Linked DNA regions of Homo sapiens: region 2 is linked to region 1. A link is an interaction called in ENCODE POLR2A ChIA-PET data of the cell type or tissue named here. Cell type or tissue: Panc1. All regions are shown on one strand. Each heading gives the region's core, and the rest is flanking DNA. Links, peaks and the distances in the headings are about the cores only. Region 1 overlaps ZBTB17 (zinc finger and BTB domain containing 17). Region 2 overlaps CLCNKB (chloride voltage-gated channel Kb).

What was found. ChIA-PET counts read pairs that join two places held together with the same protein. Peaks named below come from ENCODE experiments on the same cell type or tissue, not always from the same donor. Only the 100,000 strongest peaks of a DNase experiment are listed, where the experiment ranks them.
Region 2: POLR2A ChIA-PET joins it to region 1 with 5 read pairs; 2 of 35 experiments call an interaction of 5 or more read pairs at or near these places.

What each region holds. Positions count from the first base shown.
Region 1 is chr1:15,950,949-15,955,328 of GRCh38, forward strand. The region is part of intron 2 of ZBTB17 (zinc finger and BTB domain containing 17); the gene reads right to left. It overlaps LOC124903855 (a long non-coding RNA gene), which reads left to right. Exons shown (of 3, transcript XR_007065486.1): 2 at 1,322-2,097; 3 at 2,613-4,380. Among named protein-coding and RNA genes, the nearest start is that of ZBTB17, 23 kb to the right of the region's middle. RefSeq lists enhancers at 155-204, 1,448-2,647. In Panc1, for the core only: no CTCF peak of the experiment used is centred there; a DNase peak (open chromatin) is centred at 2,023; H3K27ac peaks cover 1,134 bases.
Region 2 is chr1:16,044,562-16,048,941 of GRCh38, forward strand. It overlaps CLCNKB (chloride voltage-gated channel Kb), which reads left to right. Exons shown (of 20, transcript NM_000085.5): 2 at 1-31; 3 at 997-1,125; 4 at 1,974-2,102; 5 at 3,344-3,483; 6 at 3,782-3,859; 7 at 3,943-4,021. Among named protein-coding and RNA genes, the nearest start is that of CLCNKB, 3.0 kb to the left of the region's middle. RefSeq lists enhancers at 3,180-4,083, 4,084-4,380. In Panc1, for the core only: no CTCF peak of the experiment used is centred there; no DNase peak of the experiment used is centred there; H3K4me3 peaks cover 324 bases.

The DNA of each region.
Region 1 (4,380 bases), core at 231-4,230:
TAAGCTAGATAGATTAGATAAGACACATTCGCTAGATAATAAAATAGTAAAGGCCCCAAGGACAGGGTGGGTGGTGGCCCAGCCCCCCACATACCACCACCCGCCAAGAGAGCAGCTGTGTGCCCATGAGCAACATTTTCCACCGTGCTGACTGCACTTTTCCAATGCAAGATGCCCGCCCAGAAGTGGGCTCCTCCCACACACGGGTGTTAGGAGGAGAAACAGAGGCGTCTATAATCCTCTGAGGCTGCCCCAGCAGAGAAACGCACCAAAAGGGAAGAAAACAGGAGAAATGATAAGAAGGGGGGAGGAAGAAGTGAAGATGGGCAAAGTAAGGGAAGGAAAGGAGAGAGAAGAAGGAAGGAAGGAAGGGAGAGAGGGAGGGAGGGAGGGGCCCTGTACCCACAGAGAGATCAGCAGCAGCTGAAATGCGCTTACCAGTACAATCTGGGACTGGCCTCCCAGGGGTGCAAGAGCAGCTCGAGGGGGCCAGGAGGGGGCGGACTAAGTGCTAAATGGTGTTACCCGCAGAACTGTGTCACTGTGGACTTTACAACCGAAGCCCCACCCTCACAGGGCAAGTGGAGCTCAGGGTCCCCCAGGCTGTTCCCCAGCCGGGAAGCTTTAACAGCCCCTCTCTCAAGGCCCGTGGCGAGACGGAGGCATGGCCGGCTGGGTCCTTCCCTCTGAGGGGCTGAGCTAGAACTAGGCAGTCCCCCACCTCCAACCCACGTGAACTGCTCTGGAGGGATCACCAGCCTGTATCCTAGTTCCCCTCTTATCTATTCCTCAGCGACAGGAACCCAGCAGGACGGCCAGGCTTGGAGGGACATAGGAAAAGGGTTTGGGAGCGAAGGGGTGTGCAGGTCCTAGGAACATATCCCCTCCTAAGTACGTGCTAGGAGGTGCTGTCTGGGGAGACGTTAACCACAGTAATCAGATCAACAGCCAGCTGCTCCCCATCGCCCCCAGATGTGCGGGAACACAGGGTGAAGAAATACTGTTCCCACCAGGCAGCCTGCCCCACCCCACCCTTGGAATACGGTGCCCATCGCTCAAGCACAAGTGTCAAGGTCTGTGGTCTTGTCTTCACCTTGCGTGATGGGCGATAAATATGTGCACTAGTTAAAGCAACTTCTAAGGAAGATCCTAAAACCTTAGAACCATAGAAAATGCCAACAGAACGAGACCACAGAGCCCAGCAGCCCAGAGTCCTCATTTTAGATGCAGACTGACCTGACCCCCACTCACAAAGTCTTAGCTGCAATCGGGCACCTTTTCCCAACACCTCTAGTCACTCAGTTTTTCTCCCTCACCTCAGGTGTCAGAGCTGGGATGCTGTCCTGATGACCAAAAGCTTAGGTGGACACAGAGCCCTGGGCTCCCTCACGAGGAATTCACTGGGGAACAAAAAAGTGAGGCACTGAGGACACCTGCAGTGTGAGTCCGGACAGGCACACTGACACAGCGGAACAGACGCGGCAGAACCGACACGGCGGAACGGACGCGGATGATGCAGAGCCCCTCTCAGGATGGCCAGCCATTCCTCCCCTGCCAGGGCCCACCACGCCTCCCATGGAGAGACGGTGTCTGTTTCCCTCCTGTCGGAATCTGGATGGCCCAGAGACGACTCTGACATCAGGATGCTGGGACTGTGCCAATTCCAGACCTAAACCTAAAGAAGCCTGGAAGATTCTGCTGTGGCTCCTGGGAATCCAGTCACCGAGCTGGAGGAAAGTCCAAGCTCCCGTGTGAGTGGGAGACACATGGAGGGGCTCTGGGGAGAGGGCACATGGAGAAGAGCAGAGAGGCCACTGACAGCACCAATGCTCTGTGGCGAGGGACACACTTTCCTGGACCTCCCAGCCCAGCTGTGCGCTGCTGCACGCACGGCCTCAACCAACACCTCGGGGAGCAAGCGACTGCCTGTCCACCCATCCAACTAAGAAAGACTGACTCACCGATGACTTATGCCACTGGGTTTTGGGGTGCTGTGCTGTGCAGCAGGAGATAACTGAGACGGACGGTAAAACCAGGAAGAAAAGGAAGTGATTCAGCCAAAGGTTCAGGATGACGGTTCTCTCTGGATGGGGGAGGGTAAGCAGGGGACTTCTGAGATCCTAGAAGAGTTCTCTTTCTTTACTTGGAGTCCCCTGGATTTATTACTTAAACTAAATGTGTATATTTCATATACATTTACATGAAAACATTCCAATTATTTAAAAAAATGTATTTTTTTTTTTTTGTAGAAGCAGGATTTCACCATGTTGCCCAGGCTGGTCTCAAACTCCTGGGCTCAAGCAATCTGCCTACCTTGGCCTTCTAAAGTGCTGGGATTACAGGCGTGTGCTACTGCACCCAGCCATTTTTCAAAAATTTTAATAAGAAAAAAGTGAGGTTCAGTTGCCAGACTTGATCCAGTCATGGCACAGAGTGTGCTGGCCAAGGCTGGGTTGCTCCCAACCACACTCCCGGCCATGCTCACCAGGGCTGCCTTGAGGCCCAGCGTGGCAGCGAGGGTCAGAGGAGCTAAGAGAGCCGCCAAGGCTCCTGCGGGTGGGATTTGGAAGGGCTGGCCCCAGAAAGCACAACCCATTGCATCTGTCTTGCAGTCCCAAAGCACCACAGACTGCTGAGTAAGCCAGGTTTCTGTTTGGGCCGTGAAATCCACTCTGGTGCCAAGTTCCATACTGCTGCCTCCACGACGCAGGGATTCCAGTGGCGGCTGAGCCCCATGGAAGCAGCAGAGCCTCCCGGGACAGGCCAAGCAGGACCTGGATCTGGGTTCCACCAGCCACCCGCAGGTGATCTCCAGCAAAGCTTCTCCAATGGCCAACAGGGCTAATGGTATGACTTCCTTTGTGACAGGATTAAATTAAGTAACATAGGTCAAGACCCTGTACAGAGCCTGGCATATCGTGAGCATGCAACAAACTACTGTTGCCAGGAAGCAGAGATGCAGATGATAGTTTCATTTTTTTAGGCCAAAGTCTTTATCAGATGGTTTCTATATACCCCTTTGCACTGGGCACATGGGGTACTTGACCTTGTTAAGAGGTGTAATCATAACCCATCACTCCTAAATGCAATCTGGAAGAATTCCAGAGCACAATTAGCATGAAGACAGGGAGGAAGTGATGGGAGGGGCACTGAGTGGAGAGACATCTAGAGCTATTGTCTCTGCCAGGAGGCACTTTATATTGAACAACTGTTCTGTTAAACCCCAAGAGTGCTCCCAGACAAAGGCTGGAGTGCATGCCCAGAGTGCTAAGTGGCCCCAGAGAGCACAGCTCCATGTCAGAGTCAAATGGGCACCTGTCAAACATGAAATGTTACCCAGGTTATTAGTATGCACTAAACTACCTGCAGGGTTTCCAAACTGCCACAAAGGGAAGCCATTAAGCCAGGAAGCAACTGGCCTACCATAGGGAGACACTGATCTTTACAAACAACAGTCCCCGGCTCCCAGAACAAGCTGCTCCCAGCTCTGAGCCTTGACATGAGCCATCTTGTGTCCAGGTGCTTGAGGAACCTAAGGGCAGGTGAGAAGGATCACCATTTGGCTTCCAGTTGCTCAGCATTCTTGATTTTCTAGAAATACAGGTGGATCAACATAAACTTCCAAAGGAGCCAGGCACGGTGGCTCACACCTGTAATCCCAGCACTTTAGGAGGCCGAGGCAGGACTGTGGGAGGTCTGAGACAAGCCTAGGCAACATGGTGAAACCCTGTCTCTACAAAAGAAATTTTAAAATTACCTGAGTGTGGTGGCACACACCTGTGGTTCCAGCCACTCGGGAGGCTGAGACAGGAGGACAGATTAAGCCAGGAGGTCGAGGCTGCAGTTAGCTGTGATTGTGCCACTGCACTCCAGCCTGGGCAATGGAGCAAGACCCTATCTCAAAAAAACAAATAAAAAACTTCTGGCCAGGTGCGGTGGCTCACGCCTATAATCCCAGCACTTTGGGAGGCCGAGGCTGGCGGATCACTTGAGGTCAGGAGTTTGAGGCCAGCCTGGCCAACATGGCAAAGCCCATTTCTACTAAAAATACAAAAATTAGCTGGGTGTGGTGGTGCGCACCTGTAGTCCCGGCTACTCGGGAGGCTGAGGCAGGAGAATCACTTGAACCCGGGAGGCGGAGGTAACAGTGAGCCAAGATCACACCACTGCACTCCAGCCTGGGCCACAGAGTGAGACTCTGTCTCCAAAAACAAACAAACAAACAAACAAATGAAAACTTCCAAGGAAATGGAAGTTCACACCAGGCCAGGCTTGTGAGCATGAAACCTACCTGCCCAACCCCACCAACCACCCCAGTTTGACAACATATCCCTTTGAGTGCAAGACATGGCAGAGAAGCAAAAATGAACAAAACCAACC
Region 2 (4,380 bases), core at 381-4,380, 94 kb after region 1:
CCCTGTCCCCGCATCCGCCGAGGCATCCGAGGTGAGAGCCAGGTCCTCTTCCCTTCCCCCTGGAGGACCACTCAGGACATCATTCCTGCCCAGCTCCCACCCCACCTCCCTGCCCAGGAACCACCCTCCTCCTGGCATTTGTCCAGGACATGACTGCCCAAAGTCTCCTGGGTGGCAGGGAGGGAAGGGGTCTGTCTGTCCAGCTGTCTGTGGGTCAGATGGGCCGGGCATCTGCCCTCTGCCTTTCGGGAGATACAGCCCAAGGCCTGGTCACTGTGCCCATCTTCCACCCAGGCCTCTCCCTCACCTACCTGTGCCAATGAGGGGACGTGGGGGTTAGCTGCTGGGACAGCTGGGGCCACAGCAAGGGGCTGGGGCAGCCTACACTTGGCACCTTTCCTTGGAGCCCCATGTGCTTTGTTCACTTTGAGACCTGACTGTCCCCTCAGCTACGGGGCAGAGCAAGTAGGGACCACAGAAGGAGGCTGACTGCAACCCCAGGGGCTGGTGCCCACAGCCAGTGAGGGCCAGCTCCCAGGCTGGGCTAGCAGCCAGTGGGCCAGGAGCATTGCTGGGGACCCAGAGGATACCTGGCGCCACAGGTCCTGGGACACGCAGGAGTCTGCTAGATCCTGGTGCTCTCTAAGCTATGGACTCTGCGGGGATGCAGGTGAAAGCTGTAGCTGCCAGCCCCCTCCATACTCCCTGTCCCCCAGGAACCTCCCAGTACAGGCAGGGATGCGGAGGGTCGGCAGGTCAACGGCTTTCTGGTAGGGGCAGCAGTCCTGGCACCCACTGTGTCACCACTGTCACCTCCCACAAATCCTGCCCGGCCACTTATGTGAGGCAGGGCCCCCTCGGGACTACCCCAGAGTATACCACCAAGCTCCATCCCCCTGCCCCAGCCTCTCTGCCTGAAGCCCAGCAGGCCTCCAAGGATGGGACTGTCTGTGCCTCCTGCCCCACCCTGTGCCGTGACCCCATGCCCTGCCCCAGGTGGCCTGGAGTGGCTGAAGCAGAAGCTCTTCCGCCTGGGCGAGGACTGGTACTTCCTGATGACCCTCGGGGTGCTCATGGCCCTGGTCAGCTGTGCCATGGACTTGGCTGTTGAGAGTGTGGTCCGAGGTAACCCCTCCATGGCAGGTGCTGCTCTGGGCCAAGGGATTCTGAGCTCTCTCTGGGGATGCCAGGTGGATGTCGCCAGGTGCAGCGGAGGTTGGGGGGGGTGCTCTGGGTGGGGATCTGGTCCTGGCTTTACTCCTGACTTGCTCTGTGATCCTGGGCAGGCTCCTGCCCCTCTCTGGGCCTCAGTCATCTCATTTGCACAAGGGAGAGAGGCCTGAATGTTCCCAAGAGCTCTTCCTCCTCTGAGCTCTCTGCCTCCTCTTCCAGCCACCCTGTTTCTTCTCCTTCCCTCCTCCATGCCCTGGGGCAGAGTGGGGGCACTTCCCTATAACACTAAGCTTGGTGCTTCCTCCCCATCCCACCCCATCCCTCAGCAGCCTGCCTCCACCCTGAGGCCTCCCTGGAAGAGGGGGTGTGGGCAGGAAGGGTCTAAGACACTTTCTCTGGAGACCCTCAGCTGCCAGAAGCAGCACCTACTATGGTGTTACGGTGTTTGGTGCTTCACACCTGTGTCATGTAGTTCTCAGTGGCCCTTTAGTCTTTAACGTCTTTAGTCTTCAATGAGCCTGTGAGGAAGAGCCCATCACGAGCCCACTTGGCAGATGGGGAAACTGAGGCTCAGAGAGGCTGAGTGGCTTGCCCAAGGTCACTCAGCTAGGCAGTGGTAAACCTGGGATATGGACCCAGGGTCGTACTCCTGCCTCTTCTTGGGGGTCTGCACCTCACTGTGTGGCCTGGTCCTCCCCTCTTCGTGACTCCATTTCCTGGTCAGTAAGTGGGCACCACAGCGTCTGGCCCCGAGGGCTGCAGAGGCTGTGGGTGCCTCCCTGATACCCGGCTGTCCCCAGCGCACCAGTGGCTGTACAGGGAGATTGGGGACAGCCACCTGCTCCGGTATCTCTCCTGGACTGTGTACCCTGTGGCCCTCGTCTCTTTCTCTTCAGGCTTCTCTCAGAGCATCACACCCTCCTCTGGAGGTGAGTCCACAGTCGCTACGCCAGTCCCCACTGGCCAAAACCTTCTCAGATCCCAGGGGGGAGTCGGGAAGGGGCAGCCTCATTTCACAGACAAAGGCCCAGGAAGAGTCATGTGGCTTGCCCAAAGGGACACAGCAAGAAGGCCAGATCTTGACTTTTGGGTCACTGCTGGCCCTACCTGCTTTCCAGGGGCTCCGCTGGGACTTGATGGGAGGCCTGGTGGGAGGATCTTCTGCGAAGCCTGTTCCAGTGGCCAGTGCCAGGGAGGGGCCAGTGGAGGAGGCACAGCTCCCCCAGGCCGCTCAGCCCTGCCTCCTGCTCCAGGCCAGCAGAGGGGAGCTCAAAGCTCACTCAGTGGTGGCCTGAGATTTCATCCGGGCTTCCCCTATCCTGCCACAGCCTTCTGCCAGGCCTGGCGGGAGGAACGTGAACAACTCACATTCCCTCTGTGATGCTCGGTGTCCAAATCTGCTAAATGAGTTTAAGGACCTTACCCTAGGCTGGGTGCAGTGACTCATGCCTGTAATCCCAGCACTTTAGGAGGCTGAGGCAGGAGGATCACTTGTGCCTAGAGTTTGAGACCAGCCTGGGCAACACAGGGAGACCCTGTCTCTACAACAAATAGAAAAAAATCAGCTGGGCATGATTGCATGTGCCCGTGGTCCGAGCTACTCAGGAGGCTGAGGCGGGAGGACTGCTTGACCTGGGGAATTTGATCCTGCACTGAGCAGTGTTTGCACCACTGTACTCCAGTCTGGGGGATAGAGTGAGACCCCTGTCTGAAACAAACAAACAAACAAACAAACAAACAAACAAAGGAATCCTAACCCAGCTGGGCACACTGGCTCATACCTATAATCCCAGCACTTTGGGAGGCGGAAGTGGACAGATCGTTTGAGGTCAGGAGTTCTAGAGCAGCCCGGGCAACATAGCTAGACTCCATCTCTTTAGAAAAATAAGGTGGGCGAAGTGGTCTCCACCTATAGTCCCAGCTATTCAGGAGGCTGACGCAGGAGGATAACTTGAGCCCTGGCAACTGAGGCTGCTGTAAGCTATGATCCTACCACTGTACTCCAGCCTGGCCAACAGAGCAAGATCTTGTCCCCAAAGGAAAATAATCCTAACTTCAGAGGGTTCTGCTGATCTGGCGAGATCGTAATGTGAAAACATCACACAGGTAGAGTGTTGAGATTTTTAACCTAGAGATTGTCCCCCTCCTGGCCCTGCCCACCCCCGCCAAGGTTCTGGAATCCCGGAGGTGAAGACCATGTTGGCGGGTGTGGTCTTGGAGGACTACCTGGATATCAAGAACTTTGGGGCCAAAGTGGTGGGCCTCTCCTGCACCCTGGCCTGTGGCAGCACCCTCTTCCTCGGGAAAGTGGTATGGGCAGGGGTGAGGGCATCCCAACCACCCTACCCACCCCAGCCACCCCAGTCTCACCCCCATCACCCCACGAAAGCTGCGTCAGAGGGGACTTGGGCTGGTCCCTGCCTTCCAGGAACTCAGTCTTGGGGGAAGAGGCAGGCCAGGTCCCCGGAGTGTGACAAAAGCCATCTGAGGACGGCCGTGGGGGCTTGGGAGATGGAGGAGGGGGTGTTGGGGGGAAGCCGTGCTGACTCTGGGTGAGACCGTCTCTGCTGCCCTCACCTGGGCCCTGGGCCCACCCTTCTCTCTGCAGGGCCCTTTCGTGCACCTGTCTGTGATGATGGCTGCCTACCTGGGCCGTGTGCGCACCACGACCATCGGGGAGCCTGAGGTTAGGGACTCGGGGGCTTCCTTGGAGAAATGGGAGTGGGGAGGGAGGGGGCTGACTCTGAGCCCTGGACTCGGATCCCCCAGAACAAGAGCAAGCAAAACGAAATGCTGGTGGCAGCGGCGGCAGTGGGCGTGGCCACAGTCTTTGCAGCTCCCTTCAGCGGTGAGACCCCTTCATGCCCCGCCCCCTGGGTCCCTCAAGCTCCTCCCCTCACACCCTGGGCTCCTTCGGCCCAGCTGAGAGCCTGGAGGAGGGGGTGGGGCTCATTCTAGTTCTCACTTCAGCCCCGCCTTGGGCACAGCCACCGCCCCCCACCGGGGGGAGGGGGGGCGGGTGACTTGATTGGCGGTGCTAAGAGGCTTCAGTGTAACATTATACAGACTTGGGTTTGAAATCCACGTATGACCCTGGCCCGTTGGCCTCTCTGAGCCCGGCTTCCTCCTCTACAAAATGGAGATCGCAACCGTCCCCACCCGATAGCGAGAGGGCGCACACCCGCATTCCAGGCTGGACGGGTCTCT